4 separate regions of the Homo sapiens genome follow, and regions 1, 2 and 3 are each linked to region 4. Evidence: chromatin loops called from intact Hi-C (ENCODE). Cell type or tissue: B cell. All regions are shown on one strand. Each heading gives the region's core, and the rest is flanking DNA. Links, peaks and the distances in the headings are about the cores only.

Region 1 (8,178 bases), core at 1,065-6,064, 310 kb before region 4:
CTATTTAGGCCATGGTCGCTGTATAACCTCGACAGTATTTGCTGTATATATGAACAGAGAAAGACCCACACAGATACATCTTTGATTTATATCAGCTCCACATGATTTGGTATTAAAAAAATTGTCTTCCTAAAAAAATCATATTCCCAATTCATTGAATCAAGAAGTGCCATCACATGTGTGTGTATATGTATGTGTGTGTGTGTTTCAAGTAAGAGGACGAAAGAGGACAGAGGAACAAAAAAAGCCTCTTCTCTTTAAAAATGTTGCTGTACTGCAAGTCAGCCACTGCTGAAACTCTGAGATGGCTTTTGTTTTAAAATCTCCTGGGACTTGCAGATCGTGGAGGTGCGGCATTGCTGTTCATATCCATGATCATGCCTGAAGCACACACGGAAAGGTTGTGAGCAGTCCCTCTTGTAGGGGTGTGTGGCATGTGAAGACTTTGGTGTGCTGTGGATCACTCCTTGGAGAAATGCTCGTTGTTAGCACAGTTAGGTTTTTGCTGGCAGAATGGCAGAAGCCAGCTTTCTAAAATGACTACCTCTCCCGCACCTCCCTGCTATTTTTGCATTGGCATCCTCCTGATGAGGATAGCTCTTGCTGACCATTTACACTTATTTACATTCTATTCCACAGCCCATAAGAGCCAGCTTTCCTAAGCTCCTTCCCTGACATCCCAGACTCATGTAAACATCATCCTCCGGAAGCACTTGTTACCCGTAAAACTCATTCTCTTTTTTTTTTTTTTTCTTTCGAGACAGAGTTTTGCTCTTGTTGCCCAGGCTGAAGTGCAGTGGCATGATCTCAGCTCACTGCAACCTCCGCCTCCCAGGTTCAAGCGATTCTCCTGCCTCAGCCTCCTGAGTAGTTGGGATTATAGCCATGTGCCACCATGCCCGGCTAATTTTGTATTTTTTTTTTTTTTTTTTTTTTTTTTTTTTAGTAGAGATGGGGTTTCACCATGTTGGTCAGGCTGGTCTCGAACTCCTGACCTCAGGTGATCCACCTGTCTTGGCCTCCTAAAGTGCTGGGATTACAGGCATGCGCCACCGTGCCTGGCCGACTCGTTCTTTAACTGATGGACGCTACCCTGCCAGATGGTGGTTTTATTCAGGTACATACACATTTCATCTCCCTGCCTTTAGTGTGAATTTCCAGAGGGCAGGGCCTGAGTCTCAGGCCCCATTCTTGCTGCCCTCTCCTTCCACCACCCCTTGGCACTCAGCCTTTGGCCAGGCCCAGTTTGTTGAGAGGCAAGAGGCAGGAGGCTGTGGTTAAGGCCATGTGCTCTGATCCCGACCTCCTAGGTTTGAATCCTGACTGCTACTTACTGACCGTGACCTTTGGTAGCTCAGCCTCTTAATCTGTAAAATGGAAATCCTAATGGTACCTGCCTCGTAGGGTTGTTGAAAAGATTCGGTGAGATTTGATGTGAAAACTGCTTAGCATGGTGTCTGGTATGCAGTAGGCATGATAAAAGCCATACCTATTGTTATGCTTCAGGAAGAATCTGCTGGAGGTGGGAGGCTGGAGGCCCATGAGGAGGCCTCTGGGGCGGTGACGGTGGAAGAGCCACATCTGCGCTGGCTCAAGAGCCCGCGCACTTTTCTGCACATCCTCCGCCCAGGCCATGAGCATCAGTCCTCGCTGCAGTCTTGTCCCAGCCCAAGAGGTCAGGGGCGTGTGAGTGCTGGGAGGGGAGAGTAGGTACAGAGTGCTGTCACTGGGAGGGAGGATTTGGTGGCTAATTGGATATACGAAAAGTAAATGGGGAGTTAAGGATTCCTTTCAGGTTTCCAGTTTGGACAACTGGGTTGACATGGATGCTGTTAACTGAGAAAGGAACCAAGAGTTGGAACAGGTTTAGAGGGGCTGGTAATGAATTTAGTTACAGACGTCTTGGGTTTGCAGGATCCGGGATGCATCTAGATGGAGCCATCCAGTTGTAATGACAACAGAGAACATATATGGAATATCATGTTCCAGTGTCTGTTCCAAGCCCTTCACAGGTTTGAATCCACTTATTCTCACAACAACCTTATGAAGGAGGTACAATTCTTATTCCCATTTTACAGATGAGAAGACTAGATGCAGGGTGCTTTAGTTACTTGTGTAAGGCCACACTGCTAACAAGAGATGGTGCAGAGATTGGGACCCAGGTAGTCTGGTCCCAGATAGCCCCCACATTTTGCTGCTACTCTACACAGACCCTCCATCTCGTTTCTGGGAGGATAGGTCTGGACATGTAGGTGTGGTGAAGCCTTGGCAGGGAGGACATAGCTCGAAAGCCCCTGAAGAGTGAGGTGGGTGGTGGAGGAAAGAAACTCAATTTGCTGATGCAAATGAGCATCATTGTTGAAAATTCAGGATCAATAAAAGGTATGACTGGGAGGAAAGGTCAAGTCGGAGTATGATATTCTTGTTAATATCTCTAAGTAAAGGCTATAGGATTGATGACACAATGCTTTGATACAATACTTATGTGTCCATTTCAGTCAACAAAGTTTGCTCAGATGGCTTTCAAATTCCTTTGATTAACACTCTTGTGAGGTAAGTAGGTGGGAAGTGTTATTACTGAGGGTACACAGGAAGAAATGAATTTGGGAATAGAATCCTAGCCAGACTCTCCCCGCCAAGAGTTTTATTTAACAAAGCACACACTGATAGAAGGTGTAGATTGCAAAGTACTAGTTATGTCCTGGAGTTGGGTTAGTAATTTTCAATTAACTTTTTGGGTGGCATAGCCTTGGTACCTAAACAAAATGAAATGGCTGCTAATGATTTATTTTTACTCTACAAGCTGCCTTAATTATACCAAGAAGAGGATTAACACATTGGCTCTCGGCTCTGGCTGTGCGTCAGAATCACCCAAGGGGCTTTAAGAAACTGCATTCTTAGGCCCCACCTCTGCAAATTTCCGTTGGGTAAATTGGGTTAGAGGTAAAGGAGTGGACTGGGGCTGTTGTTGTGCATTTTAAAAATAGGTGCTCCTTTGTCAAGATGCTGGAATGACATAAGTATTTATTTCCTTTTCATCCCAGAATCTCACTGAAATGATTCCCCCAAAGGGTATAAGAAGAAAAAAAAAAAACCATAACAGGGCGGGCAGACAGAATAAGGTACCATCAACTGGAAAGAAATTCTGAGGATTGTCCCGAAGGTACCAGCAGATGGGACTGGGGACTGGATTTTAAAAGATAGAGCAAAAAACCCAGAGGGGGCGGACATGAACTGTCCAAGGGGAGCACCGTTCTGGGCTGGAGCTGGGAAGAAGCACCACCTGCGCCATCTAGTGGAGGTCATGAGTAGGCCATGGAGTGAGTGATTGATTGTCTGGATAATTAATTAAAAGACACCCTGTTCCTACTGATTCCTTATGCCAAGCAGCTGACAGCCGCATTTGTTCTCAGGCTAAAGCTGCAAGAACTGTTCTCCAAATAAAATTCAGGCTCAGCCCCGGGGTGTGAGTCCCTACATTGGCACCAAGGTGACAGAGAAGCAGAAGGTACTTTTGCATCTTCGTGAGGGTGAAGCTCACCAAGCTCCAGGGGAAAGCTTTTCACACTTTGGTGGAGAGGTGGGTCACCCTCTTGCTCACTGCTCAGACATCCATTGGGAGACCTGGCTGCCCACCGATGTCCCTATTCTCATAGACTAGGGTAGACAGCCCTCGAACGCAGGGGAGAGGCTCACTGTGAAAATAGATTTTCTGGGGGGTGTGCTGAATACAGCATTCCAATGATGCAGATGTGGGATGACCAGCCTATTATTGGCTGTATGCATTGCTGGTCCTGCTAGATGGACTTAGTGCCCCCGTGGAGGGGAGACAGAATACTGAGAGGAAGGATAATAAGCACCGTGGATTTCTGTACAGGCCTTATCATTTCCACATCTTTCATCTGAGCCTCATAACAATCTTGTGAGGCAAATGGCACTTATGGTTTCATTTTACCAATAAGACAGCTGAGGTTCTGAGAAGTTAAGGAAGTTCAGGGACTTGATCAAGTTCATTCAGGTAACATGTAGCAGAGTAAGGAACCAAAACTGGGTTTTGCTACCTCAGATGATATTCTCTTTCTACTTATCGCATATTTTCCAGTTTACATAATTTACTTAATTTCAACTTTTTTTTTTTTTTTTTTTTTTTTTTTTGGAGATGGAGTTGCCCAGGCTGGATTGCAGTGGCACCATCTCCACTCACCACAACCTACGCCTCCTGAGTTCAAGCGATTCTCTTGTCTGAGCCTCCTGAGTAGCTGGGACTACAGGTGTGCAACACCATGCCCAGCTAATTTTTTTGTATTTTTAGTAGAGACAGGGGTTCACCATGTTGGCCAGGCTGGTCTTGAACTCCTGACCTCAGGCGATCCCCCCACCTTGGCCTCCCAAAGTGCTGGGATTACAGACATGAGCCACCATGCCCAGCCTATTTCAACTTTTTGATAAACATTCATTTCTGGAAGGTAGAGTAGACTTCGGGATCTGTAGATAAATTTGTGCCAGTGTAATAGAGTAATGAGGCTGAAAAACATTGAGAAATATTCTGAAATGATGGCTCCCACGAAAGTGAAAAAGATAGTATCATGTATTAAAAAGGGATTAATTTAGGAATTTGACTGTGGTTGGGTTTAGGACATACTTGTTTCCTGAGGTTGCTGCAACAAAGTACTACAAAGCCGGTGGTGTAAAATAGCACACATTTATTTTCTCACAGTTGTAGGGGTCAGAAGTTGGAAATCAAGGTGTCAGCAGGGTTGCCTTCCTTGGAAGGCTCTGGGGGAGAATTTCGTTCCTTGACCTTCCAGCGTCTGGTGGCCGTTAGCATTCCGTGACTTCTTGGCTCATGGTTACATCACTCCAATCTCAGCATTCATCTTCATGTCACCTTGTCCTCTGTGTCTTCTCCCCTTTGTCCCCTTCGTCTCTTTTTTTTTGAGACAGAGTCTCACTCTGTCTCCCAGGCTGGAGTGCAGTGGCGCGATCTCAGCTCACTGCAAGCTCTGCCTCCTGGGTTCACGCCATTCTCCTGCCTCAGCCTCCTGAGCAGCTGGGACTAGAGGCGCCCGCCACCACGCCTGCCTAATTTTTTGTATTTTTAGTAGAGACGGGGTTTCACCGTGTTGGCCAGGATGGTCTCGATCTCCTGACCTCGTGATCCGCCTGCCTCAGCCTCCCAAAGTGCTGGGATTACAGGCGTGAGCCACTGCGCCTGGCCCCCTTTGTCTCTTATAAGGACACTTGCCATTGGATTTAGGACCCATTCAAGTAATCCAGGATGATCTCATTGCAACATCCTTAACTTAAATTTGCAAAGACCCTTTTTCCAAATGAGGTCACATTTAGAGGTTCCAGGGATTTGAATGCAGATGTATCTTTTGGTGTGGGGTCATCACTCAGCTCACTACAGGGTGTATTTATTTACTTAACATTTTCATAGTGAAATGAAAAAACCCCTTGGCCCTTATACCCTGTGATGTATATTTATACAACCATTGGAACACCTCATCCCTAGGGACTAGGTTTGTGTTATTTTTTTTCTTAAACACCAACAGGTAACAGCTGCCAGTTTGAAAGCAGGAGCTTCTCTTGAGCCTTTCCTGTGTCTGTCTGTGATGACATTTCTGTGACTCCATCTCTGCCTCCTTTTCTTTAGTTTCCTGGGCAAGACACTAGGATTTTAGAAACTGGTATTCAAAAGGGAGGAAATCAAGTGACAGAAAATAAGAAAAATATTCTGAGGTTTCTGCCTTCTTTAATCATGGAAAGGAATGGCAGGTTTACTCAGCCCAGATTGGAAAGAAAGGTAAAAACCTTGGGACAGGAGGGGATATTGGGCTATTTATTTTTGAGTCACTCACATTCTTCAGTTTGAAAATGGAAAAAACTGAAAGCCAGAAGGATTATGTAAGGTCACTTGGCAAGTTGTGGGCTGACATAGCATTAAGACTAAGAGCTTCTGAGTTCTCTATTCTTTTTTTTTTTTTTTTTTAAGAGACAGGGTCTTGCTCTGTTGCCCAGGCTGGAGTGCAGCAGCGTGATCACAGCTCACTGCAGCCCCGATGAGTTCTCTGTTCTGAGCTTCTGAATCACAGTGACTCTTGAGGGGGTCTCACTCTATTAATCTTTGGTTGTCTAAGCAGTATATGAGGGTCTTGACACTCACAGCCAAATGAGCACACAGGAGAGGTTAAGCCTTGACTTTGCTGTGTTTGATCTTCATTCAATAAATGAGTAAAAGAAATGAATGCTGTGGTTGTATTCAACTTGTTTCCAAGCTAGCCAGTAGTGAGAAGCCTGTAAGCAAATGGATTTTTAAAATTTCATACTAGTATCTATTACGGGCAATACCGTTCTTGAATCCAAGTGAATTGTCTGAAGGATTACCATGTCTGGTGCTGGTGTTTGTAGACTTATATAGGAAAAATAACAACAAACAGAAGCCAGCCTTTCTTCTTCATAAGGACTTGCTCCGACCATTCATCTAAAAGTAGATTTTCTCTTTGCAGACTTTGAACTGCTTTGAACTTGTTTGCAAGGTCAGCCCTCCACTAGTTCAGGAGAATGAAAGCTATTTGGAGAGCTGGAGTAAATATTGAAGTAAACCAGCCCAAAGAGCAGTTTGCCTTGTCTCAGGAGAAGTTGATAGCTTTACCAGGTACTGGTAGGTAGTTTCCCAACATAGGGCCCAACTGCCAGGCAATGTTGGTAGGCTCTGCAGACTTCTAAATGACAGACTTTATTTTATTTTATTTTATTTTTGAGACGGAGTCTCGCTTTGTCACCCAGGCTGGGGTGCAGTGGCGTGATCTTGGCTCACTGCAAGCTCCACCTTCTGGGTTCACGCCACTCTCCTGCCTCAGCCTCCCGAGTAGCTGGGACTACAGGTGCCCGCCACCATGCCAGGCTAATTGTTTTTGCATTTTTAGTAGAGACGGGGTTTCACTGTGTTAGCCAGGATGGTACAGACTTTAATAAAGCATGTCTGTTAAGTGATATTATGCTTTGAATCATTTTGTGTATGAACTTACTTCCTTATTTTTTTGGCTAATGCCTATTAAATCTAATGTATTCTGCTTCTTTTTGTGCTAAGCACATGACTGAAAGGCTGTGAGCCATAAATCTTACACTCAAAAAATTCACATGATGTTTTCTCATTTTACCTTGTAATGACTTTGGCCTTGTGGTTTATTGTTATGGCCTGGGAGTGTTTTTGAGGTACATTTTTATTTTTGTCATATAAAGTACCCAAAACACTCCTGGTGTGTGTCTAAGGGATAGCCTTGGGCGGGGGGAGGGGGCAGTTACTTTGGCATTTATGCTTGCAACCTTTTTGGCACTTATATTTGCCAACTGAGTAGGCCAGTAATAATTTGGAATATGTCTTGTTGAGCATATACTTCTGAGAGATGTAAAAACCAAAGTTTCTGCAAATTTATTTAATTCCTTGTTTGATCAGCATCAAACTGGACCTCAAGTTTAAATTTAATTTCTATTTTCACTTGGGAACAAAAATTATTGCAAGAATTGACAAGGCAGCTAGATATGGTGGCTCACACTTGTGATCTCAGTACTTTGGGAGGCTGAGGCAGAAGGATCACTTGAGGCCAGGAGTTCAAGACCAGCATGGGCAAGACTCTGTCTCTAAAGAAAAAAAGAAAGAAAGAAAAGAAAAATGCATTTGCAAGGCTAATAGAAATCAGGAGGCTAAAAGGAAAACCTGGCCTAAATGATGTATCTCCTAGATGTAGGTGGGGCAGGCAGTCATATTTGCTTAAGGAGCCTATGAGGCAGCCTGTAGAAAAGGGACAGGCGCCTCTAATCCCAGCTCCTTGGGAAGCTGAGGCACGAGAATTGCTTGAACCCAGGAGGTGGAGGTTGCAGTGAGCCAAGATTGTACCACTGCACTCCAGCCTGGGCGACAGAGTGAGACTGTGCCTCAAAAAAAAAAGGGGGGACCCTTTTGGCTGGGAATGGTGGCTCACGCCTGTAATCTCAGCACTTTGGGAGGCCAAGGTGGGCAGATCACTTGAGGCCAGGAGTTTGAGACCAGCCCGGCAACATGCTGAAACCCCGTCTCTACTAAAAATACAAAATGAGCTGGGTGTGGTGGCACACGCCTTTAATCCCAGCTACTTGGGAGGCTGAGGCAGAAGAATCGCTTTGTAAAGCATGATC
Region 2 (8,178 bases), core at 1,043-6,042, 330 kb before region 4:
GGCTGGGAAGTCCGAGATCAAGGTGTTGGTAGATTTGGTGTCTGCCAAAGGCCAACGTTCTGGTTCATGGATGGTGCCTTCTTCTCACTGTGTCCTCAAATGGTAGAAGGGGCAAGGGGTCAATCCAGGGCTTCTTTCATTAAGGCACTAATCACTTTCATGAGGCTCTGCCCTCATGCCCTAAGCACCTCCTAAAGGCCCCACCTCCTAATACCATCACCGTGGGGGTTAGGATTTCAGTCTGTGAATTTTGAGGGGACACAAACATTCAGACCATAGCAGACCCTCTTCCTAATCTGCAGGTGGTTGTCTTCCTGCTGTGTCTTCATGTGGCAGAGAGAGCAAACTCTGGGCTCTTTCTTTTCTTTTCTTTTCTTTTCTTTTCTTTTTTTTTTTTTTTTTTGAGATCGAGTCTCGCTCTGTTGCCCAGGCTAGAGTGCAGTGGCGTGGTCTTGGCTCACTGCAACCTCTGCCTCCTGGGTTCAAGCAATTCTCCTGCCTCAACCTCCTGAGTAGCTGGGATTACAGGTGCACAACACCACACCTGGCTAATTTTTTGTATTTTTAGTAGAGACGGGGCTTCACCATGTTGGCCAGGCTGGTCTCGAACTCCTGACCTCGTGATCCGCCCACCTCAGCCTCCCAAAGTGCTGGGATTACAGGCGTGAGCCACCACGCCTAGCCCTGGGCTCTTTCTTTTCTTATAAGAACCCTAATCTCATCATGGGATTAGTGTCCTTATAAGACCCTCATGACCTCATCTAAATCTAATTACCTCCCAAATACATTCAAATACCATCATATTGGAGGTTAGGTCTTTAACATATGAATTTGTCAGGGGACACAGTTCAGTCCATAACATGCCTTTGTTTCCATGTCACCAACACACTCTATCTTCTTGGCCTTAATCCATTTCTTCTGGATGGAATGTCTTCCCAAGCTACTTGGATTTTTCTTCTTCAAAGCTACTCAGAAGTGCCATCCTTTATGAAGCTTTCTTGGACAAATACTTTCTTTAGTTTTCCATCCCTAGCACTTGTACACAACAAAAATAGCTGGAGCATTTGTATATATTTATCATGTTTTGGCTAATACCCACTTGTGTGAGCTCCTTGTTGCTTATTAGATTTTAAACACTGTATGCAAGGATCTGCTCCTCCTTTCCTTGTGACTCTCCCAAATCTCACTGCAAGCTGTTCACCACGTGGTTATAAATGAAATGTTTTTGACCAACAGATTGCTCATTTGGTCTCAGCCTTGGTCAGATTCCAAGGAAAACAAATTAAAATAATACTCCCTTCTTCTTTCGCAGAAAGACAAATTTAAATGATATGGTTATATATAATCATTGTGATAACATGATTACATGATTATATCATTATCTAGAAATCATATAGGTTAAGTATTGAAAGGTGCAGTTATGGAGAGATTTGTCCACAGGCTACAGTAGAACTAGTTAGGCTTGTGCTGTTACACACGAAGGTATCAGTGGGTGTCGGGAGAATTCATGTTGACTCATTCGGGGCACATGTAAATCTGGGCCCTGATGAAGTACTTGTTCATGTTCCACTTCCATATTTTAGGTAATTTAAATTTTGTAGTGCAGCTTTTCCCAGTTGTGTCCTTTGCTGGTCTGGAGATGGCAGTAATCATGAACAAATCCACAACCCTTTGGTTCAGTATCCATCATCTGAATTCCTGGGGTTCCCAGTCCTAAATTGTTGCTTTGAGTTTAGAGGGGATTGTAGGTCATGCCCTCTTTGCTCTTCCCTCATCCCCTCATTTGATTAGGTTTCTGCTCAGGCGATCCTTGTCTTGTGATTGCCCTTGTAGAAGGGAGCAGGTGTCAACCTCTGACCTAAAATTTAGTTGTGATATTGAGGCTGAGGGTGCCACCTGTGCACTAAGAAGGTATAAAAAGATCTGTTACTCACAAATCGAAGCTCTCTGAGGAGAGCTGGGCAGGCTCTCAGGCAGGTTAGAAAATGGCTTGAGAGCCTCAAGGGCAACTGGCTTTGGCTTTTTTTTTTTTTTTTTTTTTTTTGAGACGGAGTCTCACTCTGTCGCCCGGGCTGGAGTGCAGTGGCAACAATCTCGACTCACTGCAACCTCCGCCTCCCGGGTTCAAGCGATTCTCCTGCCTCAGCCTCCTGAGTAGCTGGAATTATAGGCGTGCGCCACCAAGCCCAGGTAATTTTTGTATTTTTAGTAGAGACTGGGTTTCACCGTGTGGGTCAGGCTGGTCTCGATCTCCTGACCTCGTGATCCGCCCGCCTCGGCTTTGGCTTTTATGGTGGTCAGTGGTTTGGGCTGGGGCCAAAGCTTGTGTGGTTTGAGCTTCCCACTGGAGCCAAAGAGGTAGCACATGGCTTTCCTGTCACTTCCCTTGGTGTGAGTCAGGAGGGGAGGTGGCAGGGGAGGAGCTTGAAAACTCAGGGAGGCTTTCCTGACCATAACTTGTGAATACCTGATTTTATATTTAAAATCTATCTAATTACAGTTTCTTCTGCTAGATTGTAAGCTCTTTGATTTGTTCAGCATCCAATTTCCACAGCTGAGAACTGCCCCAGGCAGTCAGAGGCTCTCAGTAGATATTTGCTGAAACAATACAAAGGAGATGAAGGAGTGGCCAGAAAAATGGGAGGAGGTGCCTGAAAGCCAACAGAAGAAATGATTCTAAGAAAGGAGGAATGTGGCTGGGAGCCCTGGCTCACGCCTGTAATCTCAACACTTTGGGAGGCTGAGGTGGGCGGACCACCTGAGGCCAGGAGTTTGAGACCAGCCTGGCCAACGTGGACCCTGTCTCTACTAAAAATACGAAAATTAGCCGGGCATGGTGGCATGTGCCTGTAATCCCAGCTACTGAGGAGGCTGGGGTAGAAGAATCGCTTGAACCCAGGAGGTGGAGGTTGCAGTGAGCTGAGATTACACCACTGCACTCCAGCCTGGGTGACAGAGTGAAACTCCGTATCAAAAAAAAAAAAGAAAGATAATTGTGTCAAATGCTGTCAATGGGTCAAGTTAGATGAGCCCAAGATTCCCCAATGGACTTAACAATATGGATACCATTGGTGACCTCAGTAAGACCAGTTTTGGTCTGGAGTAGTGAGCAGAAAAGCCTTATTGGAATGGGTTCAAGAGAGAATGGAAAGATTGAAGTTAGAGTCAGTTAATATGGACAATTCTTCTAGGTACTATAGCAGTAAAAGGGAGTGGAGGCCGAGTGCAGTGGCTCATGGCTGTAATCTCAGCACTTTGGGAGGCCGAGGCAGGCAGATCACCTGAGGTCAGGAGTTCGAGCCCGGCCAACATGGAGAAACCTCATCTCTGCTAAAAGTACAAAAATTAGCTGCGCGTGGTGGCATGCACCTGTATTCCCAGCTATTCAGGGGGCTGAGGCATGAGAATCGCTTGAGCCCAGGAGGCAGAGGTTGCAGTGAGCAGAGATGGCACCACTGCACTCCAGCCTGGGTGACAGAGCGAGAACCTGTCTCAAAGAAGAAGAAAAAAAAAAAAAGGGACTAGAGAAGTGGAGCCCAGAGAGGGTTTTTATTAATATGATAGCATGTTTATATGTTGACGCTGATGGAAACAGTCCAGTGGAAAGGAAGACGCTGAAGATTCAGGAGGGAAGGAGGAAAATTGCTGGGGCCCTGTCCTGGAGTAAGATCCAGTGCTCGAGTGGAAGGGCCGGTCTGTAAGGGATTTGGTCAGTTTGTTCACAACAACGAGAAAAGGCAGAGTGTGTGAACCCACTGCAGGTAAGAGGGGAGATGTGGTTCACTTCTGGTAGCTCCTAGGAAGCTCTGTGGACATTCATGCCAAGTGACTTGTGGTGGCCTCGGCCCTGCGCCTCCAGAGGTGTCGGCTGCATCAGCACCTGCAGGGGGCGCCCTGTGCACGTCCTGTTCTCACATCCTCTTTACTAAACACGGAGATAGATGGAGCAACCCTCCCGCTGCAAACACAGCTCTTCACAGCTCTGACGTTTTTCTACTATACTGCAAACACATCTGTAATCACATTTAAAAATAAATCCACACAAGAAAAATTCACTGTTTCTTGTATAACAAGTGTAACTGTGACTTCTGAGACAACGCTGAACATTTTCTGAAATCTTGTCAAAAACCACACGGGGGCACTATTCCTTTAAAATACACAGTACGGTATGTCCAATTTTGATGACTGAAACAGTGGCATCTTTGAAGTTCAATTTCCTGAAGTTTATTTTCCTTTTAGAAGAGAGGCTGTTGTGTCACAATAACAAAATATTTTCTGTACTTCATAGATGATTTGAGATATTCCAAACTCCTAGATTTTTTATTTAATCTGGCCCCTGGGCAATCATTCTTTTAGTGTTACAGCCACTTCCTTTGCATTTAAGGCACAATGCATATTTGTCTTATTTCTGCTCTTTCTTATGCTTACAATAGAGGCTGTGAGCTAGCAGCGAGTCCAGTTTGTGCTCATATCTGGAATAAGGTTGTCTGAAGTAGACAGTTTGAGAGAAAATGTCGTTGTCTTTCTTGGTTCTCATTCCACCGTTCCCCAGCTCTCGCCTCTGAAGCTTGAGCTATTACACTTTTTATGACAGGAAAGAAAAAATTAAGTCTTTTGAACAATTTCCTGTTTTCAGGAAAGCTATCAAACTTAATTTACACATATGAAAGAAGAGGTTTCAGAGGTAGTGTAGGATTAGGAGAATAGAATTTGCTCACTGTCTAGCAATAGATAAGCTAGTATTTGCAAATAATTTAGCCAAAATGACAAATTAGTTGAAAGTTAATATCGGGCCTCAGATTTCTGGTTTTGCAAAATTTATTTATTATTTTTATTTTTTTGAGACAGAGTCTCACTCTGTTGCCCAGGCTGGAGTACAGTGGTGTGATCTTGGCTCACTGCAACCCCTGCCTCCCAGGTTCAAGTGATTCTCCTGCCTCAGCCTCCCGAGTACCTGGGATTACAGGCACGTGCCACCACGCCTGGCTAATTTTTGTATTTTTAGTAGAGATGGAGTGTCGCCATGTTGGCCAGGCTGGTCTTGAACTCCTGACCTCAGGTGATCTGCCCACCTTGGCTTCCCAAAGTGCTAGGATTACAGGCGTGAGCCACCACGCCTAGCCCTGGTTTTGCAATATTTAAATGTGTGATGCCCACCATATTGTTGCAAACAATGGCAAGTCCCTAAGGGTGTAGCAGCCTTCCATTGTGTAATGATTTGCTTGTGGGGAAATATACAATGATGCTGTGGATCCCTATCATAGTTGGTATGCTATGTTAGTAAGCAACTATTGGGGCAAGTATTTCTTACTGCTTTGTTTCACAATTCAAAGCCAAAGTAATACATAATCTTTTAGTGCCATTTTTTAGGGCTATCCAATAAGAAAATTACATTGTTGTCTATGCAAAGGCTTTATGGAAGCTACTTAAATATAAAAGAAACAGACAAACAGAAATGATCAAGAGTAGCCATTGTCAGCTAAATAATTACAAAATCAGTCTGCATATATTCATTTTTTAACCACTTTGTATTTTGCTCAATTTACCTTGAACTGGTAAACAATTAGTTCTTTTTTTGAGACAGCTCTGTTGCCCAGGCACAGAGGTACAGTGGCACGCATTCATAGCTCACTGCAACCTTAAACTCCTGGGCTTAGTTTGTCCTTCCATCTCAGCCTCCTGAGTAGCTAGGACTACAGGCACGTGACACCATACCTGGCTAATTTTTATTTGTATTTTTTGTAGAGACAGGTCTCATTATATTACCCAGGCTGGTCTTGACCTCCTGGCCTCAAGCAATCCTCCTCCTTCAGCCTCCCAAAGTGTTGGGCTTGCAGGCGTGAGCCACTGTGCCCAGCCAACACTGGTTCTTAAACTAAACATGTTAGGGTGCTCCTGATATTTTAAGCACTCCTACCACAATCCATTCATTGTGCTTCTTCATCTTAAATGTAAATTGTCACCATGGTAAACAGATATGTGCCTCCAGGACACAGTTCTAATTGATCTGTGCTTTTAGAGTTTCTTGTTTTGACTTTGTGATAACATAAATGTTTTCAATTCGTTGAGTTGTACGCCTAAGTTGTTGTTTTCACACATTGCTTCGGTGGAGGAAAGCTATTTAAAATGTAAGTCCAGAAATTCATATTAAATGCTATTACTGGCTGGGTGTGGTGGCTCACGCCTGTAATCCCAGCACTTTGGTAGGCTGAGGCAGGCGGATCACCTGAGATGAGGAGTTGGAGACCAGCCTGGCCAACATGGTGATACCCTGTCTCTACTTAAAATACAAAAATTAGCTGGGCGTGGTGGCAGGCGCCTGTAATCCCAGCTACTTGGGAGGCTGAGGCAGGAGAATTGCTTGAACCCGGGAGGCAGAGGTTGCAGTGAGCTGAGATCGCGCCATTGCATTCCAGCCGGGGGGACAAGAGTGAGACTTTGTCTGACCAAAAAAAAAAAGCACCTCTCACTTTTACGGTGGCCTTTATCCAGAGCGCATTCTCTTTGTCCAAACTTATTTCAGTTTTATTTTTCTTGGGCCTCCTTGATATGGTTTGGCTCTGTGTCCCCACCCAAATCTCATCTCGAATTGTAATCCCCATAATCCCCACGTGTTGAGGGCAGGGCCTGGTGGGAGGTGATTGGATCATGGGGGCAGTATCCCCCATGCTGTTCTCCTGATAGTGAGTTATCACGAGATCTGATGGTTTTATAAGGGGCTCTTACCCTTTCACTTGTTTGTGCTCGCTCATGCTCTCTCTCTTCCCCCTTCCTTTCTCTCACCCCCTCATGGACCCCCTGCACCTGTCACCATGTAAGACATGCCTCTTCCCCTTCTACCATGATTGTAAGTTTCCTGAGGTTTTCCCAGTCTTGCAGAACTGTGAGTCAATGACACCTCTTTTCTTTATAAATTACCCAGTCTTGGGTATGTCTTTGTAGCAGTGTGAAAACAGACTAATATGTTCCTTAACTTTTCCAAGTGTAAATATTGTCAAACAACCTCAAAACAACCCTAAATTCCTTTACCCTGATCATCTGGGTTTTAATGATTACAGTTTTGAGTCCTGTACATGATCAAGTAGGAGAGTTGTGGCAACAACATTGTAGGTGATGGGGGTGCTGTGGATCCCAGTAGAATATTATGCTTTCTATGATTCTTTGCTTTATGTTATTTCATTAAGGAAAAATCATACCAAGAGTCTAAGTGTAGGAGGTAAACATGCATATTGCATGGAGGACTGAAACAAATGTAGAGATTGCAGGTCATTAAAATAAAGCCCATGCTTTCGTATATGCAAATCAAGCATATTTTAAAAATAGAGATCTGTGACATGCTGGTATCTCTTTGAAAGGAATATTGCACTTCTTGTCCAACTTAAAACCAGGGAATTTTAGAAAAATTGTAGCAATAGGGATTATTCTTGATTACTGCTGATGTTTTTATATTGTGTTTGACTAAATTAGTTGCTTTTTGCAAAGCACTCTGAAGCACTTCGCTTTTATATCATTGGAGACATGGATTGTGTCCTTTGTGAAATAGTTATTGGTTTCACATTCCCTCCACCACTTCTCCTTGATGGCTACGGGCTGAGTATGATTCATCTCTGTCCTTCACTCATGGTATAATGAATGGTGAACAGTAAACAAACAGGGCTTATTTGTAGGAGTGAAATTAAGGGTAGCAGTTTGAGTGGTGTATATTTGGTTGAAGATGATGCAGAGGTGGTTGAAGGGGAGAGATGCAAGTAATAGGCAATAAGCCGATTGCCAAAGAGAGGAGGAGAGAGGTTCTTTGTTTCCCCAAGGCTTACTTGATGAGCTCATGTGCAGTCACTACAACTGTGAAGGAACTTATCTGTAAATGTGCTTTTTAATACAACTTTGGATGCTGGATCAAAATGACATGTTTAAAGATTAGACGCTTATACTTCTTGAATGTATATAGCCTTGACTTTAAATACCTATTCTAGTAGAGAAAATCTTTTCAAGAAGAAGATAAAACGTAAAAAGCCAATGTTCAGCAAGATAAAAGAATAAGCTGTATCCTTTCTTAAGAGTTAGATGTGAGAGTTGAATTAAGAAAGAAAAAAAGAAACATCAAATTACTTTTAGCTTTTCAGTTTTCTTCCTTTCATGTTTAAGATTCAGTGTCTAGTTCCTTGTGAGTTGTCTCCA
Region 3 (8,178 bases), core at 1,180-6,179, 120 kb before region 4:
GTTATATATATTAGTTAGAATGTTAATATCATATTCTCTTTTCTCTTAAAAATTAGTAAATATATTAAAATCGATCAGACCTTTTGGCTTCACAATGTATAGGTAGCTCTGATTTTCCAACAATACCATAAGATTCCAATTTCTTGATATTAATAGCCTGTATGTCAAATAAACACATTATAAATTTTACAGATACCAAATTGTATAATCACTAATAATTTTTTTGTAATTATTTTAGTTTGTAATAGTTGTTGTGGACAGTACAGACAGAGAGAGGATTTCTGTAACTAGAGAAGAACTCTATAAAATGTTAGCGCATGAGGTAAGTAAGTAGTCTTTTTACATTAGATATGGGGAAGGGTATGGGAATCGATACTTTGTTTTCTAGTTTCTCATGAGGGTGCTATCAATTTCAAATTTTTAAAAATAATTAGTTATTTGCGGGCCACACTGCTCAATTACTCTGACATCTCCCAGTTTGGAAGTGTATCCAGAAGCAGCAGAAAGATTATGGAGTAAGTTGCAGAACTTTATTTCACTTATCCTAGGTACATTTGGTTTCACAATTTTCCTGGGCAAAAGTAATTTCTATAAGTGGCTTTCATTTTGCATTTTGAATAGATTAATTATACAGAGGATTATCATTGGAAATGAGATTTTAAAGTACCTGGGTGCTTAGCAATTCTTGATTGTTACTCAGCAGACTAATATTTAAATGTAATTGCTGTTAGGTTTCTCTGATATTGTCCCTTTGACTAAACAAAACTAGATGACTAGCCACATTTTCTTAGTCCTTGAAAAATAACCTGCCAGGCACAGTGGCTCACTCCTGTAATCACAGCACTTTAGGAGACTGAGGTGGGGGGATCGCTTGAGCCCAAGAGTTCAAGACCAGCTGAGCAACATGGCAAGACCCTGTCTCTACGAAAAATAAACAAAATTAGCCAGGTGTGGTGGCATGCACCTGTAGTCCCAGCTACTCGTGAGACTGAGGCGAGTAGATCGCTTGAGCCCAGGAGGTCAAGGCTACAGTGAGCTGTTCTTGCCACTGCACTTCAGCCTGAGTGACAGAGTGAGACCTTGTCTCAAAAAATAAAATTAAAAATAAATAAGTAGAAATAAAAATAGATTTAAAAATTAAAATTTTTTAAATAGAAAAATATTACGGTAACATAAATTTAAAAAACTGAATAATATAGTCAACTTGATAACTATAACATTATACTGTTTATATAGTATTTAGTAAAATTGATTATTTTTGGATATCTTATTGCAGATGCTACTTTCTCAACTCATTTATAGATAGGAATAGAAAAGTTAATATTTAGATATATAGAGTTTTTTATTTCAGTGGAATTTTTTGCAAAGCTTAGGAAAACACGGATATCTTTGTAGTGAAGTTTTATGTTAATTTTGTTATTGATTTGATGATTTGCTTTTGAGATTTGCTTTAAGAATTTTGTGTATTTCAGGCAACCTTTCAGGGCTTTAGGGAACCTAAGCTAGTAAAGTAGTTTTGTAAATTGAGGTTCCTCATTTCCTTATGACCACCAAGATGCACCTTTTCCTATTTTGGACTCTAATTCCAGCAGCTGTGTTTAAACCTCCTGGAGATTTACAGAAATACGTCTTGCCATTCTGTGTTCATTCGCCAGATTCATTGCTAGTTGGGATACAAGCAATAAGCCGTAAAAGAGGCAGAAGACAAAGGCTTTTTTTTGTTTGTTTTTTTTTCTTTTCAAATTCCTATTTTGCAAAAATGCAGCATTTTTCAGTTTATTCCAAAGGGTGGTTTTATGAAGACTTTGGAAAAAGAAAAACTGATACAAATGTTATTTGTCTCTGGACTATATCTTTTACTTTGTTGACAGGTAGTCTCCCTATCTGATTTTTACTCTAATTGGCCAATATGCAGCAGGATCACTATATGAAGAGCCCAGTAGTAGGGTTCAAAGTCTTTGATTTTTACTAGCTGGGGGCATTAACTTACATAGGTCACTTAACGTTATCTGTTATGGGTGACTACACTGGGGCCCAGAAAGGTTATGTGACTTGACTAGCTTTTTAAGAGCCAGGTTTTGAACTTGAGTATTCTCATTCAGACTCTTTATTAGCAGAAGTAAAAAGAAGACCTAAGTAGGGCCTAGTTGGAAAGTGAAAGGAGACTGAATGAGGAGATGACCAGAGAAGAAAGGAATTACAGATGAAGTTGGGAGTTTGAGCAAGGTACTCAGTAGGGTCAAGAAGAGCCAAACAGGCAAAATTCTGCAGAGAGACAAATGGATCAAAGAGTGAGAATGTGTGAGTGAAAAATAAATGTAGACATGATGTTAGTTGGATGTTTCTTACATACTACATAAATCAACAAAATCTTATTGTCATCACTGATAATGACTCTTTACATTATTACAAAATACAAAACTGTAAAAATTTTAAAATAATTTTCAAAGTTTTATCATAAATGAAGTATACAACTTTAGAACTCATTAATTTTAAAATGGTTCCAAACACCAAAGTCTGAAATTTTATTCAGAATGACTCAACTTCTAGGAGTTACCTTCACAAATGAAGTTTTTTTTTTTGTTGTTGTTGTTTTGATACAGAGTCTTACTCTGTTGCCCAGGCTGGAGTGCAGTGGCACCGTATCGGCTCACTGCAACCTCCATCTTCTGGGTTCAAGCAATTCTCCTGCCTCAGCCTCCAGAGTAGCTGAGATTACAGGCGCCCACCACCACGCCAGCTAATTTTTTTATATTTTTAGTAGAGACGGGGTTTTACCATGTTGGCCAGGCTGGTCTCGAACTCCTGACCTCAGGTGATCTGCCCGCCTCAGCCTCCCAAAGTGCTGGGATTACAGGCGTGAGCGCCCAGTCCCCAAATGAAGTTTTAAGAAACAAATTGACAACTATATATGGTATATAGAAGATGCTAAGTAAATGTGTCTTGCAATTGCTGTTATTCATCTCCTTGATAAAACTAAAATATATCTTAGACTAGAAATTTGTAGCAGAAGTGGTTTTAAAGTGTTTGAAATGGTTTATGTACAAAAGATCACCGTTGTTCACCTTATACTTTGACCTCTTGTTAAGTCACGTTGATGAACAGCCTTAATTTAATATATCTATTTTCTACTGTTCTAATATATACATATTTGGTTTTGAGGTTATATAATAAAAAGCAAATGAAGATTTTCTTCTCTTTCTAAATATGTAAAAATTGATAAAATAACTTCTTAGAAGTCAAGAACTCTAAATTAAAGTTTGAACCTTTTAGATCTAGAAAAACTGATTTAAGATATTTGGAGACCTTTTATTAAATGGCTTTGTTTTTTGTGTTTTTCAATTTTCAGTTCAGGGGCTTCTACAAATAATTTCATCATTAAGAGTGAATACAGATTACTTATAATAATATAAACCGTGTGTCCTAACTTGTGCCAAGTATTTGTCAGAAGGTTGTTCCTTCAACATGTCAACATTAGCAAACTTGACCTATATAAGACTTCAGCACACACTAGCAAGATGTACTGAAACTGAGAAGATAGGAAGTTAGGAATTAAATCCCATGGAAAGTCCATCTACTTATTGACTCAGCCACATAACAACTATTGATAATGGTTTCTTTGTGTTTTTTTGAGACAGAGTTTCACTCTGTTGCCCAGGCTGGAGTGCAGTGGCGCTATCTTTGCTCGCTGCAACCTCCACCTCTTGGGTTCAAGCTATTCTCATCCCTCAGCCTCCCAAGTAGCTGAGAGTACAGGTGTGCACCACTACACCTTGCTGATTTTTATATTTTCAGTTGAAACGGGGTTTCGCCCTGTTGGCCAGGCTGGTTTCAAACTCCTGGCTTCAAGAGATCCACCCACCTCGGCCTTCCAAAGTGCTGGGATTACAGGTGTGAGCCACCACACCTGGCTGATGAATGGTTTCATTTTCTGTTTAGGAGAAAAGAAAAAATATTTACTGTATATCCTTGATAATGACTATATGTATACAAGTTATACTTTATCTCTTCAAGTTTTTTGCCTTTGATATAGGCAGGTGAACTGAAATATAGGTGAAACTAGTTGAACATGAAATCTTAAAATTGCAAACATTGTAGCAGTATTCCTTTCTGACCATACTTAATGAGATAACTATATAAACTGTGGTAGCATTAATAGCTGCCATCCTGCAGAGGGCACTGTAATTAAAGTCAGTCTTGATTGTTATATAAATATTTTACATAACTCCTTTAACCAAATAAGAAATACAAATATACTACTAATGTTTTTATTTGCATCAGAAAGAATCATCAAAACTGTATTCTAACAAAAGTCATTTTGTATCTGCTGAAGATTTTATTTATTCAAACACATACATTATTGAAACCAAAATATCTCAGTAAAATCCCTAAGAAGACAAATGCCATTCAACAGTTGTGAAAACTTGCAAGTGTGGCACCAAAACCTTAATTTTATATCTCTTAATATGTAACAGGCAGAATTTTATGAGGGTTTCACTTGCTAATTGAGTACATCCTTCATGGATTCTTGGCCCAGTATCCATGTAGGGAATTTAGGCTATTTATTAACACCCTCAAATTGTACATAAACTTAAAAAAATTTTGTGTATATGCATATGTGTGTTTTGGGGGGAAAGATCTGTGATTTTGAACAGATTATCAAGGAAGTCCCTGGCTTTAAAACTGGCAGGTAGAGAGGAGTGGGGCAGGAAGAGACTAAGAACTTTTGGCCTGTTTAGTGAGTAAAACATTATACCAGTTATTTGGAGTGTGCACAATTACATTCGGAAAAGGGTTAATGCAGTAGGTGTCTTGCTCAGATCAGATACTCAGTAAAAGATATGAGGAACAAATTCAGAAAGCTTAAAGAACTTGCCTCTGAGTCATAGCATTGAAGTGATAGAACTTCTAATTGGGGAAACTTGATAAGTTTAATGCCACTCCAAGATGGCTGTATTACATATTCAAATCTAAGAAATCTTCATATACAATGACAGAAATTAGGGTGAATAGGATTGGTTTAGGATAGAACTTCAACTGAGAATTAAGCCCTAAGGTTTTAAGGCATACATTGTAATGAATTCATTTATTTCCTATGCAGCTAGAAGGTACTAGCTGTGTACATTATTGGGAGATTTGCAATGTAGTCACTCATCGTTTTCTTTGGAGCTTAATTCTCTTGTGGAATCCTGATTGGGAAAGGCTGGTTTAGGAGGTTGGAGGGAAGGAAATACATGCAAGAGAAATGATTTGAACAACATAGAGATGGCAGTGCCCAAAACTGTTTAGAGAGCAGTAGGATAGGTTGCTAATTACAGCAGAGTACTTATATAGGAGTGATGTGAGGTAAAGCAGAAAAGTATAGGCAAGATAAAATTTTGGAGAGCTCTCAAGTATTAGGCTAAAAGGTAGTTCTTAGCCATTTAAGCCTAATTTTGGATTTAGGGGGTGGGTGGTGTATATACTGGGAAACATGACTGTTAAATACAGCACTTAGGACCATAAAAAATTGTTGTCTGAGACTATAAGAAATATGTAAACACATACAAGTATAAAAAATGTGTTATCAGCCTAGGCACTGAGATGCTTTTATGTCACATAGTTGAGAAATTCTTGTTTACTAAGATTGTGAAAAAGATTCTGTTAATGAAGTTGAAAAATATGTGGAAAATGTATTGGCCTTTACAGTTTTATTTGCTTTAATAGGACCTAAGAAAAGCTGGATTGCTGATTTTTGCTAATAAACAAGATGTTAAAGAATGCATGACTGTAGCAGAAATCTCCCAGTTTTTGAAGCTAACTTCTATTAAAGATCACCAGTGGCATATCCAGGCATGCTGTGCTCTAACTGGCGAGGGGTAAGACATCTTCCTCTTAAATGTTATCGAACATTTATTTTGCTTAGTAACATGTATATCTTCTTTAAACTCCTAAATATTTAAGGCTATTGTGTATAAAACATCGTAAGGGACAGACGTAAGCTGTAGTTCATGTCTATAATCAGAGACTTTTTAGGGTGGTTCTGTAAATAGTAAAACAATATAAACATAATACACATAAACCTACTGAACATGGAAGCATGTAGCTGTTATAATTGCTATAGGAGCTCAGAGAAATGGGAGTATCAGTGAGAGCTGGAGAAGTTAGGAAATACATTTTACGATGATAGTGGAACTGAAGACCTGACATGTGCCGAGCATGTCCTATGTCTGGAGTGTTTTCCATATAGTGCTTCATTTAATCCCCATAACAGTCCTACAGAGTAATTGTTTTTAAGTGATATTTTCTGCATAAAGAAGCTCAAATCAAAGAGAATTCATGTCTGAGACTACTTTGGGTTTATTTACTGTTGGAACTGATGCACTTAAACAAAAGAAGGATTGGGGGAATTGGAGAGAGTGTAGCAATGATGGTCCTTGGTTCTGGAATGATAGATGTTGGAAGAGAAGTGTGTGCCTATAGTAGAAGTTTGCCCTGTCTAGCACCCAGAGATGAAAGTATTTCAAGAAGGAAGTGGTGTGGTCAGCATTGTCAAATCTAAGGTCAAGGACCAGGAAGATGGAGAGGATGCCATTCAATTAACAACAAATGAGTACATTCAACCAGTTTGTCAGAACAAATTCTGTGCATTGAGAAAGTGGGCATGAGGTAAGTGTAGTTTAAAGAGGAGGTAGATTTTAGGAAGCAAAAATAGCTTTGTAAACTCTAGAGTGTGGCAAGAAGAGGAAGGAAAGATAAAATAGAGGAGGTTGGAAATAGGATAAAAAGCTAAAAGGAGGACCAAACTAAAGTACAATTTTTGTTGCTGTTTTTCCAAAATATGGTGCATCTGTATATATAGTCATGCACCCTATAATGATGTTTTGGTCAGTGATAGACCACATATATGACAGTGGTCCTATAAAATTAAAATACTATATGTTTACAATAACTGTTCTATTTTTAGATATGTTTCAGTACAAAAGTTCTTACTATTGGGTTATGGTTACCTACAGAATTTAGTACAGTAACATGCTGTATAGGTGTGTAGCCTGGGAGCAACAGGTTGTATGGCACAGAGCCTAGGTGCATACTAGGCTATACCATCTAGGTTTGTGTAAGTACACTCTGATGTTCACACAATGATGAAATCACCTGACACATTTCTCAGAATGTATCCCTGTCATTAAATGATGCATGATTGCATTTAAAAGCAGAGGAAAAGAGAAATAAGCGGTGAATTCTAAATAGAAGTCTTAAGTTTGGGGTTGAGGTTCTTGAGGTGTTAGGAAAGGACAAAAGCATGGGGTATAGATGAATTAGCTGAAGTGGGAGAAATTGTTTTCCTTTCAAGACCACGATGAAGGGTGAACCAAATATAACGAATTATTGAAGGCAAATCTTAATAGAAGGCACTGTTACTGACATTTGGAAGAGCATAATTAGAACCTTAAAAAAGGTTTTTTAATTAAAAAAAAACTGTTCATTAAAAAAATCACAGATAATACCAATTATCCATGTATTCATTTAAGTAAAAATATGTTAAGTATTTCTTTGTCAAATAGTCTAATATATATATCTTTGTCAAGCAAAAGCATGGATTTATAATATTTGTCAATAAAGACACGTCATCTAGGATTGACATAAGATTTAATTTATATACTTTGATAATTGTATGGAAAATGTATCATTAGTATAGATATTAACTCAATTTCATTTTAAAAAGAGGTAAAGCAATTTTGTTTTAAAAATAGGAAAATAATAGATGAGTTTGGTTTTGAGAGAAATGTTCTGTTTTTCTTTTATAGTTCAGCTACCTTGATCTAAATTATTGGTTTTAGTATTGATTAGCGTTTTGATTCAGTGGATTGGAGATCACAAACTTCAGTGTGTGGCTTCATTTGACTCCTACTTTTCCCATTTGCTAACATTGCCAACCCTGGGTTTCCTCTGTAACATTGGAAGGATTCTGATCTCAGTGTTGTAAAGATTAATTAAGAGAATGGATATTAAGTTAGTTTCTAGTTTGCTATTAGGTAACTACTGTTCATTTATCAGTTTGGAGTTAAACAATCTCTTCATCTATTATTTTTGTGTACTGTTTCCTATCAGTAGTTTAAAAGTAATGAATCTAGTCACAGGAGAAAAGTATGGGACAACCACCCCAAAACAACCATTTATTTACCTCATTGCCATCTT
Region 4 (8,178 bases), core at 38-5,037:
TATAAAACATTCAGTGTTAGGAATCAAATATGAGTATAATAGCTAGAATTAAATTAATTTGATAAAAAATTCTCATGGGGAGTAGAGAAGCCCAATCTTGGAGAATTAATAGCTCCAGCTTGAGAAGAAATATTTAAAATATGCATGATTTCCTAGACAATAAAAAGGGCCCATTTATTTTATATTAAGATAAGGTATTTAGTTACCCACTAGTCTTTAAAGGTCGTGACATGCATATCACTTTTGCCAATTCCTTTGCTGAATTTTTTTGTCCAGAATCTTTATAAGCAAGACTGGGAGAAGAGCAAAGCCAAAAAGTTTGACATTAAAGTGGATGCCATTCCCCTGCTGGCAGCCAAAGCCAACACCAAGAACACCAGCGATGTGAGTGTGGCCTGGGGACCTGGACAGGCTGGCTTCGGGGACATTTCCTCTTGAGTGGAATCTGGCATGTGTGATGTCTTTGCAGGTGATGTACAAGAAAGACTATGAAAAAAACAAAGGGAAAATGATTGGAGTCCTCAGCATTAATGACGATCCCAAGATGCTGCACTCCTTGAAGGTGGCCAAAAACCAGAGTGATGTGAGTTTCTTTGTAATTCACCCCTATTTTCAGACGTGGCCACAAAGTTGCTGTTTAATATAACCTTGGATGGACGTTAGCCTAACTGAAATCTTGGATTCAAGATGACAAATCACACATGAAAGCTTCACCCAGGTGCTAAAGGAAGATGAACTTCCTTATTCTTGTTGATGCCTTTGATGCCAGTGAATACTGCAAATTTTCCTTAATCTCCTTAATGCCCTCTGTTTTATTAGGAGGAAAAATATTCTGCCAATATCATTGTTTTTATTATTTTTCCTAGAAACGAGCTTAATATACATAAGTATAGGTACATGTGCATGTATATATTCACCCAATGCCCTGAACTGATTAAGGTAGTTTGCAAAAATATATATATAGGAAAATGAAAAGAAGTAAAGAAATTAATGTAAGGGCAAAGTAAGAAAAACTACATAAGGCATAAACTCAAAAGCAAAGCATTTTATTTTAAGAAATTTATAGAATATTGATCTTATTTTAAAGACTTTAACATACTTATTAAAAATAAAATATGACCCAGCAATCCCATTACTGGGCATATACCCAAAGGAATATAAATCATTCTATTATAAATATATATGAACACATATATTCATTGCAGCACTATTCACAATAGCAAAGACAAGGAATCAACAACGATAGATTGTATAAAGAAAATGTGGTACAGATAGACCATGGAATACTGTGCAGCCATAAAATGGAATCAGATCATGTCCTTTGCAGGGACATGGATGGAGCTGGAAGCCATTATCCTCAGCAAACTAACGCAGGAACAGAAAATCAAATACCTCATGTTCTTACTTACAAGTGGGAGTTGAATGTTGAGAACACATGGATACATGGGGGGTGCAACACACACTGTTGGAGGCTGGGGGTGGGGGAGGCGGGAGAACATCAGGAAGAATAGCTAATGGATACTGGGCTTAATTCCTAGGTGACAGGATGATCTGTGCAGCAAACCACCATGGCACACGCTTCCCTATGTAACAAACCCACAATCCTGCACATGTACACCTGAACTTAAAATAAAAGTTGGAAATCAAACAAAAAAATAAAAAATAAGATAAAACTCTTCACAGAAATTGCTTTCCTAATTCCTAGCAGAAAAGAAACACAGACAAGTAATATTTTCATTTATTATTGCTCTAAAGAAAACTGTTAGGTCTTAATGTTAATAGCCAGCTTCCGGAGGTGTTACAAAATGCGTTTTCACCAAGTGCTCAACAGAATACTCTTCCAGGACTGTGCTTAATTATCTAAGGTTCACCTTATACCCTTTACCTCATTTTGCATCAATTCTTAAACTCATTTTTCTTTCCTTCTTTGTTTTTTGAGACAGGCTCTCGCTCTGTCATCCAGGCTGGGGTGCAGTGTCACGATCTCGGCTCACTGTAATCTCTGCCTCCCAGGTTCAAGCAATTCTCCTGCCTCAGCCTCCCAAGTAGCTGGGATTACAGACATGTGCCATCACGCCCGGCTAATTTTTGTATTTTTAGTAGAGACGGGGTTTTACCACATTGGCCAGGCTGGTGTTGAACTCCTGGCCTTGAGTGATCTGCCCACCTTGGCTTCCCAAAGTGCTGTGATGACAGGTGTGAGCCCCTGCACCTAGCGAAACTCATTTTTCTTTAAACATATTCAAATGAATTACTTTAAGACAAAAAATTATTTAAAAAAAGACAGCATTGGTGTGCGTTTTTCAGTCTGAAAAAATATTAGGAAAAGTAACATAAACATCTTCATGATTATTAGCAGATGAGATTATATAAGGCATGAGCCTCTACCACATCTATTCTGCTTTTCTGCTTTGTGGAAAATTGATGGTGAGAAAACATAAATTTTGCCCCTTCAGTTAAAGTGCAGCAAAGACATGAATGACTTTTACTTTATGAGATATATATTTCTTTCTTTTTGGTTTAATTTATTTTTCCTTTAACAGAGATTATACAAGGAAAACTATGAGAAGACAAAGGCAAAGAGTATGAATTACTGTGAGACCCCAAAATATCAACTTGATACTCAGCTGAAGAACTTCAGTGAGGTTCGAAAAGCCACGGTTACCTTTCGGGTAGGAGGGCTTTCCTACTGTTTGACAAATGATTGTTAACTTGAATTACATTTGTTTTATTTTTCAGGCTAGATATAAAGACTTATATGTAAAGGATGTTTTGGGACATTATGTAGGCAGCATGGAGGACCCATATCACACACACTGCATGAAAGTTGCAGCTCAAAACAGTGATGTAAGTTTGAAGACAATGGTTCATGCCTCACAGTGACATTGTTTGAGAGCCATAACAATCATGATCTATTTTTGGTTTTTCTCATTATAGAAAAGTTACAAAGCAGAATATGAAGAAGATAAAGGAAAATGCTATTTCCCTCAGACAATAACACAAGAATATGAAGCAATCAAGAAGCTGGACCAGTGTAAAGATGTAAGTTAGCTGCCCTGAATTATTGAAATTGAGCTTGGGATTCCTGTGACATCTAGTGGTAAATTTAGCAGGAGTTTACATGCTAATATCTAGTGATTAGAAGGAGATAATTACATTTTACATTTTGGTTTTGGGGTGGAACCGGGGAACACAACAATTATGTTGAGGAAGGCCATTTGCTACAAAATTTCAGATTTTTATAAATCTTAATTTTCATTAGTTTATATCTACACGAATTTGGGGCAAAAGAAGGACATGCAGATTTAAGATAAGTGTTCATTATTTAACAAATTCTATGTGAGAAGCCATGCTGGGCCAGGCACTTTCCTTGGTGCTGAGAAAGACAGAGAAAAAGCCAGCCACCTCTTGAGCTCCCACTGGAGTGGAGGAGACAAGTAATAAACAAAGGAAGGAGCACAGAAATAAGAAAGATATCAAGCAATAATAAGGAAACTAATACAGGATGATGATACAGAATTAAAATAGGACAATGTGTGAGACAGTGACTGGATGGGCGTCTTAGGTTGGGTGGTCAAGGAAGGTCTAAAACAGGCATGACCAGTCAGGCCAAGGTCAGGGGAACAGCAGCAGGGAAGAACGGCCTAAGGAGAGAACAAGCTCAGCATTTAAGGAATTGAAAGGATGGGGTGGCTGAAATTTACTGGGGAGGAAGACAGTAGTAAGAGGTGAAATGGTTGGAGATGAAGGAGGGGATGGATTCTGTAGGGATCATAAGCCAACGTGCAGTTGAAGCTGAGTACCAAGTTGACTAAAGAGTCACTGTGTAAGGCTTCAGCAGGGTAAGGTTAATCTGGTTGCTGAGTTGCTGTAGGCAGACCAGAGGCAACTTGGGAAGTGGGGATTAAAGGAAAAAGAGAGAGAGAGAGAGAGACAGACAGAGAAGTGAGAATATAAACGCATCAACTAAGTTTTCAGGAACAAAATAAACTCTGTTTTGACCTGGAACCATTTTTTATGTTAGCGCATGTATAACCAAGAATATACTGATATTTCATTAAAGAACATCTTCTTTTCTAGCATACCTACAAAGTTCATCCAGATAAGACCAAATTCACGGCAGTCACTGATTCTCCTGTACTGTTGCAAGCCCAGCTCAACACGAAACAGCTTAGTGATGTAAGTGCTTTGATTTATGCAAGCGTGGGTGACCCAGAGTGCTTTGCTCATTTAAAATGTAAGCATTTACATGCTTAATCTTCATGGGCTCATCTACCATCCCAATATTATTATTTTTCAAGATTTGTTTAATAAAACACAAATGAGGCTGCTAGATTGAATTGCAGCCTGAGGAAAGTTGTGTTAGACAATAATAAAAATAAATATTTTTTAATAACTCACTGATTTTTAGTAGGACTATCTTACTTATTCATTAGGATCTGTCACATGCACACTAAAACTTCATGCCAACTTAAATAAACAGTGACAACAAAAGCATCTATTTGTGTAGGACAAGGCAAATATTTCCGATTCTTGAATTTGCTAACAAAGATTTTGCAAAAAGAAAGGGCACAGTAACAAGACAGACATCAAACAGTGATAAGAAAACTAATATAGAATGGTGCTACAGAATTAAAGTGGGATGACATCAAGAACTGGATGGGCACTTTAGATTGAGTGGTCAAAGAAAGTCTAAGACAGGCGTGGTCCAGTCATGCCAAGATCGGGGGAAAACAGCAGTGCTTCTCAGACCTCCACATTCATGCAATCGCCTGCTGACCCTGTTGAAGTGCAGATTCTAATTCAGTAGATCTAGGGGACTCCATATTCTGACTTTCTAATAAGCTCCTAGGTGATGCTGATGCTGTGATTGGTAGGCTACTCTTTGAACAGCAAGGTGCTAACATAGCTAAGTCCTAGAGAGTAGTACATCCTTCTCAAGATAGGTAAGTGAAAGATACAGTTTGTCCTACTATAAAATATATTTTAATGACACAAATTAGCTCATACCCAATTAGTAAAGAGGAGAATGGCATCAGTATAACTCAGAAGTCATTTCAGCTCGTGTGCCACTTTTCTGAGCATCTTAATATTTTGTGTCCCAATAAAGAACAGCTAAACACTAACATCACTGATCTAGCTGAACTCAGCAAGCTGCAGAGAAATACAGTGCTGTATGTGGTCACAGTCACTATCAATCACTCTTCTTATTGGCTTAGGTAGGCAATGGACTCTGCCTTGGAATTACTTCTTGCATAGTTCTCAATCTTGTGCATTTTTGCCTTTGGCTCCAAAATTAAACAGCCTCATCCGTTCTTTACACTCCCTTCCTTACACCTAACGTCACCTTTTAAAAAATTTAAATAAAGTTCTGTGTTTAATAATTTAAATAAGAATTCACAGGCAGGTGCAGTGGCTCATGCCTGTGATCCCAGCACTTTGGGAGGCTGAGGCAGGCAGATCAGTTGAGCCTAGGAGTTTGAAACTAGCCTGGGCAACATGGTAAACCCCATCTCTACAAAAAAATAAAAAAATTAGCTGGGTATGGTGGCACATGCCTGTAGTCTCAGCTACTGAGGAGGCTGAGGTGGGAGGATCACTTGAGCCTGGGAGGCGGAGGTTGCAGTGAGCCGAGATTGTGTCACTGTACTCCAGCCTGGGTGATGGAGCCAGACACGGTCTCAAAAAAAAAAAAAAAAAAAAAAAAAGAGTATATATCTTTTTAACTGTGCTAGTATTTTATTTAGAATTATTGTTGTTTTTGTTAGTGCTTTAATTACAGAAGTTCGTGTTCTCCAGACACAACCTAGCAGTATAGACTGGAAATGTGTTCCTGTGTATATAACAGAATCTATGCAATGGCAGCTGGCAGCCCAAAGTATGGTTACACAGCAATCCCCCTTATCCACGGTTTTGCTTTCCATAATTTCAGTTACCTGCAGTCAACCATGGCCTGAAAATATGAAGTGGAAGATTCCAGAAACAAACAATTCATAAGTCTTAAATTGCATGTTGTTCTGAGTAGCATGATGAAATCTCACACCATCCCCCTTTGTCCCTTCTTTATCAAGATGAAGGGTGAAAACATACAGTAAGATATTTTGAGAGACAGAAACCACATCCACATAACTTTTATTACAGTTTTGTTATAATTTTTCTATTTATTAGTTATTGTTGTTAATCTCTTACTGTGCCTAATATATAAATTAAACTTTATCACAGGTATATATGTATAGGAAAGAACATGGTATGTATAGGGTTCAGTGCCATCTATGATTTCAGGCAGCTACTGGGGGTCTTGAAAAGTATCCCCCAAGGACAAAGGAGGACTGTGCCACAGTCCCTGAAATAGGGGATGAAAGTTTGAATCCTGTGCGAGACTTTGACTGAATTGAGTATCTCTTTGAGGCATTTTTCTAAAAACAGCACTAATGCCTTAGCTATATATGCTGCCCTAAATAAATTCAAAGAAGTTCCCCTGAACCGTTCAAATATCCTTTGTTTTTCAGCTGAATTACAAAGCAAAACATGAAGGTGAGAAGTTCAAGTGCCATATACCAGCAGATGCTCCACAGTTTATCCAACACAGAGTCAATGCCTATAATCTGAGTGATGTAAGTACCAAAGCCACAGAAGCCTATGTTTGGTGTACATGAAAAGAGAAAATGTTTTAAATTTTAAAAGACAAGACAAGGAATTGTGCAAATAAACAACTTTAAGATGGTTACTTTGTAAGTGGAGCTTTTAAGGCCAAAATGCTCTTAAGACTCCTACTTATCTATCAGATTTCATTTTCTGTGGTCTCTGTTACTATCAGAAGATCTCCAATTACCCGTCTACTATTCCCTGGAGTTTTACAACATCTTTCCCATGTAAATTTCACATTTCACCTTCTCCAAGTGAGTGTCACTTTATAGCATCCTTATGTAAATCAGGACAGCAGAGTGCTTAGAAAGTTTACAGAACATTAAAAAGAGTAGTTGATACTTATTTAGTGGTAGGGAGAAAGAAACTGGATGATAGATAAATCAATACTTATACTACAATTTGATAAATATAGTTTTTATAGGAGAAATAAGTCTATACATACACAAATTTTCAATATGTTTTTATTTTTTTACTGGATTACACTGTTGTTCTTATCATTCCTTTGCTGAATTTTTCTTGTCCAGAATGTTTATAAGCAAGACTGGGAGAAGAGCAAAGCCAAGAAGTTTGACATTAAAGTGGACGCCATTCCCCTGTTGGCAGCCAAAGCCAACACCAAGAACACCAGCGATGTGAGTGTGGCCTGGGGACCTGGGGACCTGGACAGGGTGGCCTTGGGGACATTTCCTGGTGAGTGGGATCTGGCATGTGTGATGTCTTTGCAGGTGATGTACAAGAAAGACTATGAAAAGAGCAAAGGGAAAATGATTGGAGCCCTCAGCATTAATGACGATCCAAAGATGCTGCACTCCTTGAAGACAGCCAAAAACCAGAGTGATGTGAGTGTCTTTGTGAATCTGTCTTGTTTTCAAGATGGACTCCCTGTTACGATGCCCAAGGGTAGTAGTGTGGAAAAGAATTTCATGAGCATGGGCTCTTTCACATCACATTCACAAAAGTACTGCTGTAGAGAACTTCAGAATGATGCCCTGGATTATTGTGCCTCCCACATTTGAGGGGAGAAATTACTGATTTGTACTTGATGTCCATTTCACTTTGAAAAATGTATGCATTAATATTTAATAGAATATTGATTGTATTCTTAAAACCTTTTGGAAAACATCACTAGATATTTTCATATTTTCTTCTAATTGAAAAACAATTTTTAAAATGATAATTTTCAAACTGTCTTTACTTTGGAAGACATTTATGAGTCACAAAAATCTTAATAGAGTATCGTTCTTCATTGACTTTAGTAATGAGTTTGGTCTAGATCCAAGAAAAAGACTCCATTGATTATAAACCCCCCTGAGACTCTGATAAAAGATTTGAATCATCTATCTAGAAAATGAACATTTCTTTTCATGCCTTTTGCCTGAATTTTGGTGAACTCATGGGTTGCTTAAGGCTCATCTATGGGCCATGTAACATTTTGCAGTTAAAATTCTTACTACAGAGAGACAAACATCTACTACTGCAAATTATAGTATATATTGTGTATAAAATGTTTAGAGAATCCCTTAAGAGTAC

The links. A loop is a pair of places that touch in the nucleus more often than their neighbours do. Peaks named below come from ENCODE experiments on the same cell type or tissue, not always from the same donor. Only the 100,000 strongest peaks of a DNase experiment are listed, where the experiment ranks them.
Region 1: a loop joins it to region 4, with 7 times the contacts of the local background. A loop is called at or near these places in 5 of 110 quality-filtered maps.
Region 2: it touches region 4 in a loop (6-fold over the local background); 5 of 110 quality-filtered maps call a loop at or near these places.
Region 3: it touches region 4 in a loop (16-fold over the local background); 4 of 110 quality-filtered maps call a loop at or near these places.

Annotation. Positions count from the first base shown.
Region 1 is chr2:151,994,293-152,002,470 of GRCh38, reverse strand. All of the region lies in intron 2 of CACNB4 (calcium voltage-gated channel auxiliary subunit beta 4), which reads left to right. Among named protein-coding and RNA genes, the nearest start is that of CACNB4, 100 kb to the left of the region's middle. RefSeq lists enhancers at 1,094-1,594, 3,284-3,363. In B cell, for the core only: CTCF peaks have their summits at 3,096 and 3,296 (motif pointing left); a DNase peak (open chromatin) is centred at 3,280.
Region 2 is chr2:152,021,719-152,029,896 of GRCh38, reverse strand. All of the region lies in intron 2 of CACNB4 (calcium voltage-gated channel auxiliary subunit beta 4), which reads left to right. Among named protein-coding and RNA genes, the nearest start is that of CACNB4, 73 kb to the left of the region's middle. RefSeq lists an enhancer at 3,697-3,766. In B cell, for the core only: CTCF peaks have their summits at 3,737 and 3,942; a DNase peak (open chromatin) is centred at 3,906; H3K4me3 peaks cover 341 bases; H3K27me3 peaks cover 343 bases.
Region 3 is chr2:151,804,501-151,812,678 of GRCh38, reverse strand. It overlaps ARL5A (ARF like GTPase 5A), which reads left to right. Exons shown (of 6, transcript NM_012097.4): 4 at 239-322; 5 at 5,707-5,858. Among named protein-coding and RNA genes, the nearest start is that of ARL5A, 20 kb to the left of the region's middle. In B cell, for the core only: CTCF peaks have their summits at 3,973 and 4,172 (motif pointing right); a DNase peak (open chromatin) is centred at 4,158; H3K27ac peaks cover 443 bases.
Region 4 is chr2:151,686,728-151,694,905 of GRCh38, reverse strand. It overlaps NEB (nebulin), which reads left to right. Exons shown (of 182, transcript NM_001164508.2): 19 at 277-384; 20 at 470-583; 21 at 2,544-2,645; 22 at 2,740-2,847; 23 at 2,938-3,042; 24 at 4,081-4,179; 25 at 6,510-6,614; 26 at 7,173-7,280; 27 at 7,374-7,487. Among named protein-coding and RNA genes, the nearest start is that of NEB, 44 kb to the left of the region's middle. In B cell, for the core only: no CTCF peak of the experiment used is centred there; a DNase peak (open chromatin) is centred at 3,085.